Regions from separate parts of the Homo sapiens genome. Here all the other regions are linked to region 2. The links are chromatin contacts, found by Hi-C in ENCODE. All regions are on one chromosome and are shown on one strand. Each heading gives the region's core, a stretch centred on a gene start or an enhancer-like site at or near the end of the contact. The rest is flanking DNA. Distances are from core to core; before and after follow the strand shown. Region 1 has its middle 54 kb from the start of SYPL1. Region 2 holds the start of PIK3CG (phosphatidylinositol-4,5-bisphosphate 3-kinase catalytic subunit gamma). Region 3 has its middle 22 kb from the start of SLC26A4.

Region 1 (2,700 bases), core at 71-2,570, 810 kb after region 2:
TTTTTATGATTTGTGATTTTTTGGTGTGTTATTTTTAAGAAATTCTTCCTCACTCCAAGATCAAAGAGATATTCACTTCCATTTTCTGCTGGTCAGATATCCCACCCACAGGGATGCTGCTGTTGTTTGGGGACCTGTGCCCAAGGCAAGGATGGGCAGACCCCAAACCTGACATGCTGTCCCCAGATGCCAGGAGGACCACATGTCAGGGCCTGCACAACCTTAGGGTGCCTTTCCTGTAAACCAGCCCCCAGACGTCACTGGGTACAAGCTAGTGCTCCTAATCTACCCCCTACCCGTACTTCGGCCAACACAAAAGGTGCCAGTGAGCCTGAAGCCATAAGATCCATGTGGCAGATTTGAGGGCCCCAGATGCTGTATTCAACTGGGGGTACTCAAAATACTGTGATCAGCACAGATCTGTCTGCTCACCACATGCCAGGATCTGCCAGGGACCATCTCACAGCTAATGATAAATCCTCCTGTCAGGGCCACAAAGCAGGGCTTTGTGTCACTGTGTTAGCCCGCATCGTCCCAGGGCAGGGCTCCAGGCTGAGCTGGTCAGCCCAGGCCACTGCAGACAATGGAGCCACAGTGGGGCAGGGCTTGCAATGGAAGTCAGTATGGAGGATGGTGACAAGAAGCAAACACCCTGACAGCAGCCAGGCCCATGCACGCCTCCCCGAGGAGGGAGGACAGGGCGGGGCAGGCTCTGCAGAGTCAACGGGCAACTTGAATCTTGCAGCATCTGGCTAGCACCCAGGCAGGCTCCACAGATGCCCGCCTGGGCCTGATTTTCCTGTTCTCAGTCTCCCACGTCTGCCAGGAGGCCTTGATAAATATTCAATAGCTCTGGCCTCAGAGCCTGTGTCTGGAGGACATTCTTAGGCAGTGAACTGGAGACAAGCTGAGAGGAGGCCTTTAAAGGAGCCCCAAACCTCAGCCTCTCCTTTCTGCTCGGGGTTTGGTTTTAAAGAGTCCCAGGGGAGCCACCCACCTGCAGGCCTGACCCCCTGAGGTCGATACGCGGGTTCCCTGAGCCCAGCTCTCAGGGAAGAAAAAGGCAGAATTCAGGCTGCTAGAGCAGCCGGGATAAGAGAAGTGATGCTGGCAAATGTGGTATTTAATGGATATTTTAAAACACCAATAGCAAATACAGTCATTTCTGGGACTTTTTTTTAGAAGATGCTGAATTAAAAATTTGCATCTTCCCTCATTCTTGATCTCCTTCTGCAGTTCCACTTGAGCAACCCCACAGGCTCCAGTCTCACTTCTGCTCACACCCTCCACCTGCTGCCCACGCAGCTTCCTGTCCTGCCCCCACCGCGCCCCCTGCGCCGTCCCAGCTCACCTGTTGGCCATCAGACATCACTCACGACCCCTCCCTTTCACCAGACTGTGGCTCCCACCATTTTGATTATGAAGTTTCTCATTTAGCTCAAAATATCTGACAGACTCCCTGCCCCATTCATTATATTGGACACATAGAGTCGAATATATATTAAACTTCAATTAGATCAATTCTATATTAGACTTCTATAAAACATCCAGTGGGTGAGAAACTATATAATGATCAAAGTGACTGCAAATTCAGTAACCACATTGTGCAATCATATTTTACTTATCACAGAAACATCCAGGCACCTTTGAGAACCAACAGGACGTTCATGTGCAGAAGATGTGATTTCTTCAATCTAAAGACAGTGGAGAGAGGGGTGTGTGCGTGTGTGCACGGGTGCACGTATGCAAATTTGCTGGCCCCTCACAAAAGCTCTAGTTTCTGGAAGGAGAGCCCGAGTGTCCTCAGGCCCAGCGGTTCCAAGCATTACTGGGTGCCTCCACTGAGATAGCAAAGGACTCACAGGTCTCCAGGCACCTGGTAATAATGTGGAATTGGCCGGGGCTGCCTGTTGCTGAGGAAGTTCTTGTCAAGTCTGGCCTTGGTGGGAGCACCAGTGGTAGTCAGAGGTTCTTCACCTTTTTTGGGTCATAGACCCCTTGGAGTGAAAATGTTGGAGGTTTCTCCTGAAAAGCACACTGCAATTCAGGGGATCCCCTGGGTCCTGGAGTCCATGCATAGGCATCATGGACCCCACATGGAAACCTCCCTGATTGAGAGGTCTCGAAAGCTTTTCCAGTCCTAAGAGTACAGTTTCTAATTTGCTGGAGTCGGCTGGACTTTCATTCCCTGGCAGAGCCATTTTGGAGGATAAGAAGATGTGTCTTCTCTACCACCGCACATGCGGTCCACAGTGACTGAGGGGAGTGTCACGGTGCCACCTTGTGCTTCTGTCCTGAAACTGCACCTTCTCTGGGGCCCATGCTCAGGTCCACACTGCCCACCTCTCACTCCATGAGCCTCACTCCCTACCACTCTCCCACCTTCTTACTCTGACCAAGCCACATGGACTCCTGACGTCCCTGCCTTGGGGGCCTTTGCACTGACTGTTCCCCCTGCCTGAAGTCTGGGTTTAAAGCCGTATACACAAGTGCAGTTTGTACAGTCATATCATGAACCAAGAAAAAAAGCAAATGTTTATGAAGATGCCTTTATTTTCACTTGGCCTAAAGCGAGAAAGTATCACATGAGTATATAAAAGAATTTTTTAAATTTTGAGGCAGCTTTGAGGAGAGATTGAGGAAGATGAGAGGGTGTAGTAGTAAGCTCTCATTAAGTTTTGCTGCAATAACAAATAGCCT
Region 2 (2,700 bases), core at 67-2,566:
TTAATAATGGAGGAGCTACAGGATGGAAGGCAGGATTTCTGGACTCCAGTGACCTTCTGTTAAGACCCCCAATCATTTAACTTCTTTTTTGCTCTAATATTTTCATTTTTGTAACACAAATTCACAAATTTATTCTCATTAACCTACTCACTCTTTCCACAAAATTCAGTAAGTACCTACCCTTCACAAAGCACTTATGTATAAATAGGACATACTGCAATAGGAAATCCTTCAAATAATAATTGAAATTTGAAAGGTATTAACACTGAAAGATTAGGTATTTTGCTTTCAATGTTTAGTATCACTACATTGTAATACATTATATTCTAAACGAATCAATTATTGAAACAAAAAATTAATGTTTCAGAAAATATCGTTTACTCTCTTAAATAACTAATGTTAGACTTAAAACTACATTATTTCCTTAAGAAATAGTGGAGCATTTGATGTATACCAAAAAGGAGAGCTTGATAAGAAGATAAGAAAGACAAATTTCATTTGATCCAAACTTATGTTCAAATCTTGGCTTAACTTTTAAAACCAATATTCCCTCTCTTAAAATATGAAGTTATACTTAGTAAGTGAAACCAACTGTCCCAAAGAACTGTCTCTTGTGGCTTAAAACATTCATTTTGGTCTTTTGCTACATTATAGAATAACTAACAAAGAAGAGAACTGTAAGATACATTGATATTGACACTAACTTGAAATAAAACATGTCCAAATTTAGGCAGCATATAAATACACAGCAATAACTTCTGCCTCAGTGATACCAAACGATCTTATAAGATGCAGAGGAAAACAGGCTGACTAATACTCACTGGTTTCCTTCATGGTTGAGGCTATGAAGCTTTCCCCTTTTATGAGAAGATGTTGGAAACACTGTAAGTACAGTAATCTTGAAGCATGCACTTGTAGGAATATGAAGCCTGGCTGCCGTGCCCTCCCTTTTCCTCCCAAAACAAAAACAAAAATGTGATGCACCTGCAAAACTATTGCCGGAACGTTGTAGATATCCACAATACAGGTTGGACTAGACAATGAAACACAGACATTCGGTGGTAGTATCATCTCAAGAACCGACAACAGTTTCAGATAATCTAGCCGAGAAGGAAGTGCCACTATTCCGAGTCAGACCCCACAAAGAGCAAAAAATAGAAGGAAGCAATACCTGATAAAGCAGCGGAGGCGATGATGCTGAAGGATCATTTGTTTAATTTTTGAAAACAAAACAAATTCAAACCTACCCAGTGTGCGTCTAAATTCTTCCGCTTTTCTGGGGCTCCCTTCATATCCAGATGCAGAGGAAGTGTTGCAGTTACCAGGAAGGAAGTTTTAACCAAGTTGATTATACGTGTGATTGCTCATTTTAAAAGTGTCAGAAATGCATTTCCTGTTTTAGCATAGAGAGGGTAGGAGTATGAGACTGAGCAATGTTTACCATGGTTTTTCTTTTCTTTTTTTTTTCTCTTTGAACTAATTTTTCAAAAATTGTGATACTGAGACAAAATGACATAAATCCAAACCAAAATTACCCATTATGAGACATAAACATATGAAATATCTTTGTAGCTAGTTCTAAGAGCCACAGTATTAGGTATCCTATTAGGAAGACTTTTACCAGTCAAATTAAACTCATTCCCCTCCTGGGAATTCAAAAGAATCCTTGTTCGCACATGCTAACTGAGGGGTGGGGGAAGAGAAACCTAGTCATCTTGAGGACTAAGTTATCAAGCTGAAAATTTTTAAAGGCATGGTCTGCAAGCTCACTTCCTTAGCTTGGTGAGAGCTTTCTCTATTTTTTCAGAGCATTTGGGGCCTAAAATATCACTGGCTCAAACTGAAAGCACTGCAGCATGTGCATGTGTGTATATAAATGTGACATACTGCAGTAAGTAACCCTTCAAATAATGGTTGAAATGCTAAAAGTATTAAAATTGAAAGATGAATAAAAAGGTATTTTGATTTTAATACTAAGTACCACTACATTGTAACACATTATATTCCAAACAAGGATCAACTATTGAAACAAAAATTAATGCTTCAGAAAATATCCTGTGTTGAGGATGGAGCCTTACTGTCAGCAATGACTGATTAATTAACTGTAGACAAAACAGAAGGAGGTTGCCTGTTATCATGGGGAAATTGGGGAGCTGAACACTGTTACAGCATCAGGCAGATTCCATCCTGGGAGGTGGCCCCTGATTCCTATGGGAGTAGAGAATGCATAGAAAAGCCATCCTGAATCATTTTTAGAGTAGCGTTGTATCTTCCAGGTGACCTCAGTTCTTTCTAGAACCTCCAAGCATCCTGAACCAGCGCCCCCTCCCTCCATCTCAGAATTCCCTATGCTAGAGTTCATCCTCCAATCGGGGTGTTGAGGGACTCCAGCTGAGCTTCAAGGGCAGCAGATAGAATGGAGTTGACCTCACAAGTCTCTTGGAGGTATGTAATTAAGAGTTCCTCTGAATTACTCTGATATTGAGATAAATGATTGATTTGACTTATTTCCTTTTACATATGCCTCTTGGGTTTTAACTTTTAAATAGCACTCTAATAGTTGACATCAGCAGGCAAATAATTTAATTCAAAGGCTGCCTCCCAAATATTTAGAGGGGTCTTATCAGCTTCTCAAAGTATATTCCTATATAGGAATACTCCCTTAGGAGGCTGGCAGCTTTAGAAGCACCAAGGCTAGCT
Region 3 (2,700 bases), core at 25-2,524, 770 kb before region 2:
AGGGCTTTTAATTTTCTTCCTGTAGAGGAAGAACTTTGTCAGAGCGCTTTTCAGATGCTTCTAAGTACTGTTAGAAGTAACTCTCCCAATTATTTTCTTTAATTTTAGAAATAGCTTTTTCTAATTGTGCACATAAATAAGCTAATTTAGGTATTTCAAAGATAGCCCACTTTGGTCATTGTTGTTTGGGGTCTTCATGGGTTAAGAAAGACAACTTTTCTAGATATTGACTGGAGGTTGCACCACAATATTATACAGGAATCCAGCTGGAATTTCTAAAGGTGGATCTCTCCTTAAAAAGGAAGACTCAGTTTTAGATGGATGATTGCCCATAATTTGGATTCTCTTTTTAAGTGATCAAAGATGAAATGGGAAAGATGTTTTTGATCTGGTATGTTGCTTAATGGGGATTATTCCTTGAGGTGACACCAGTGAATCACTTCTCTCTTCTTCCCTGTCTTGGTGAAAGCCAGGAATCCTGGGCACTTAAGGCACTAGAAGATCAGCCCTTCATATGTGCCCACCAGGTTAAGCAAGATTTCCTGTGTGTTCTTCTTTGAGAACTCCCTACAGTACTATTGCATGTTAAGAGTAATGAGTTCAGACACTCCCGCAAGACCTTATTAGCCTAAGATGCCTTTTGGCCAGGAGAAACAGTGTCCCTTATCTTTGGTACTTATCTTCATCCTCATAGAAAGCTTTTCTCTCTTTCTTTCTTTTTCTTTCTTTCTCTTTCTTTCTTTCTTTCTTTCCTTCTTTCTTTCTTTCTCTCTTTCTTTCTTTTCTTTTCTTTTTTTTCCTTCCTTCCTTCTTTCTTTCTTTCTTTCTTTTTTTTTTTTTTTTTTTTGGCGGAGTCTCACTTTGTCACCCAGGCTGGAGTGCAATGGTATGATCTTGGCTCACTGCAACCTCTGTTTCCCAAATTCAAGTGATTCTCCTGCCTCAGCCTCTTGAGTAGCTGGGATTACAGGCACATGTCACCACACCCGGCTAATATTTTGTATTTTTTGGTAAAGACAGAGTTTCATCATGTTGACCAGGCTGTTCTTGAATGCCTGGCCTCAAGTGATCTGCCTGCCTAGGGCTCCAAAAGAGCTGGGTTTACAGGCATGAGCCACCGCACCTGGCCATCCTCATAGAAAGTTTTTCTTTTTGGTCACTCAGAAACAAACAAAACAACTTTAGATATGTCAAATGAACCAAGCTTCAGAGTTTAGCCAGGTTTTTTTCTTTTATGCAAATTTTGCTTAAGCCACATTCACTTCCTCTTTTCAGAGAGAGAAACTTTCTTTCCCTGACCAAAATTCAAATGAGAGAAAAAGCTGTACAAATGTTAATGAGCAGTTACAAATAACACTTAACCTTAGAGAAAAGTGAAAACCACAAATCTGTGAACAGAAGAATATCTAGAGAACAGACAAAAACTCTTACCTTAAAGTAGAGCTTCAATTCCAGCTCCATCAAGTGTGGAATTGGGTCACTTGAGTAAAGTCTGATTCTCAACCCAAATCAGGGAGATTCAAAACCTGAGAGGGTCTTCACCGGAGACCCTCTGCTGGCTCCAGTGAAGCCAAGTGAATGAAAACTGTTCATGCTGGTACCAGGATCCTAACTGTGGGCAATGCAGTGGGGAATCAACAGAGGCTTGCTTTAGGTCCTTTCATGGTTGCCAAAATGTCAACTTGAAATAAGCGTCAGAATCTAGTTTGACTTGAAGAGAGTTTATTTTGAATTTTGAAGAGAGTTTATTCAAGTACAAAGTTTGAAGATGGCCTGGGAGACAGATTCCAAAGAATGGAAGTCAGCACTTTGAAGTGTAGAAGTTTGAGGTCACTTAACATAGATAAGGTTTAGAAAGCTTAACAGAATTTCAATATTTTTCTGTATATGGCTGAATGTATAGTTACAGTAATCCAATTAGACAAGGTAATATTTTTCTTTTCAGGAAAGGTCTATTTAACATTCCACACTGAAGATATAAAATTTGGGAGGTAATTAGTGCTACCTTAACTGAGTTAGGTACTGATAGGGTTTGGTTCTGTGTCCCCACCCAAATCTCATAGTGAATTATAATCCCCATAATCCCCATGTATCAAGGGAGGAAACTAGTGGGAAGTGATTGGATCATGGGGGCAGTTTCCCCAATGATGTTCTTGTGATAGTGAGTGAGTTCTCATGAGATCTGATGGTTTTATAAGGGGCTCTTTCCCTTTCATACACTCTCTCTCTCTCTCTCTCTCTCGTCTGCCACCATGTAAGATGTGCCTGCTTCTCTTCTACCATGATTATAAGTTTCCTGAGGCCTCCCCAGCCATGTGGAACTGTGAGTCAATTAAACCTCTTTTCTTTATAAATTACCCAGTCTTGGGCAATTCTTTATAATGGGTGAAAACAGACTAATACAGGTACAAAAAAGGAGGCAGTTAATCTATCACAAAGATCAGTGATTAGAAGGAGGTCTGGTCTCTTGTCTCTCCTCATAATTTACAGAAGAAGAACACTGAAGAAGAGAGTTAATCTATAATCTAAGGAGCAGAAATTACAACTCCATGCTCCATGGCTGAGATCACAGTCACATCTCTCAAGACTTAATGTGTTCTCTGGGGTTCCAAGAGCTTTTAAATTTTATTTATTTTCACATTCTCTATGCCTCATTTTTCTTATCTGAAAATTGGGGGTAATATTACTACTTGCTTCATG

The links. A loop is a pair of places that touch in the nucleus more often than their neighbours do. Pooled maps may share reads with other maps.
Region 1: a map of OCI-LY7 shows a loop between it and region 2 (4-fold over the local background). The contact joins the enhancer-like site here to the promoter of PIK3CG in region 2. A Hi-C loop is called at or near these places in 1 of 168 maps with a recorded cell type or tissue (OCI-LY7), 7 of 37 single-sample maps with no recorded cell type and 6 of 50 pooled maps.
Region 3: a map of B cell shows a loop between it and region 2 (29-fold over the local background). The contact joins the enhancer-like site here to the promoter of PIK3CG in region 2. A Hi-C loop is called at or near these places in 1 of 168 maps with a recorded cell type or tissue (B cell), 6 of 37 single-sample maps with no recorded cell type and 4 of 50 pooled maps.

What each region holds. Positions count from the first base shown.
Region 1 is chr7:106,056,696-106,059,395 of GRCh38, reverse strand. No RefSeq gene overlaps it. Among named protein-coding and RNA genes, the nearest start is that of SYPL1, 54 kb to the left of the region's middle. RefSeq lists a silencer at 172-291 and enhancers at 632-731, 762-921, 605-1,156, 2,002-2,051, 2,562-2,611. Within about 2 kb of position 1,320, at least 17 of the 41 ENCODE cell types and tissues checked have a DNase peak (open chromatin) inside an H3K27ac peak, as active enhancers do; they include OCI-LY7, where a contact is called at or near this core.
Region 2 is chr7:106,863,898-106,866,597 of GRCh38, reverse strand. It overlaps PIK3CG (phosphatidylinositol-4,5-bisphosphate 3-kinase catalytic subunit gamma), which reads right to left and starts at 1,316. Exons shown (of 11, transcript NM_001282426.2): 1 at 1,172-1,316. RefSeq lists an enhancer at 1,145-1,244.
Region 3 is chr7:107,637,330-107,640,029 of GRCh38, reverse strand. No RefSeq gene overlaps it. Among named protein-coding and RNA genes, the nearest start is that of SLC26A4, 22 kb to the left of the region's middle. RefSeq lists an enhancer at 1,313-1,462. Within about 2 kb of position 1,274, at least 3 of the 41 ENCODE cell types and tissues checked have a DNase peak (open chromatin) inside an H3K27ac peak, as active enhancers do; they include B cell, where a contact is called at or near this core.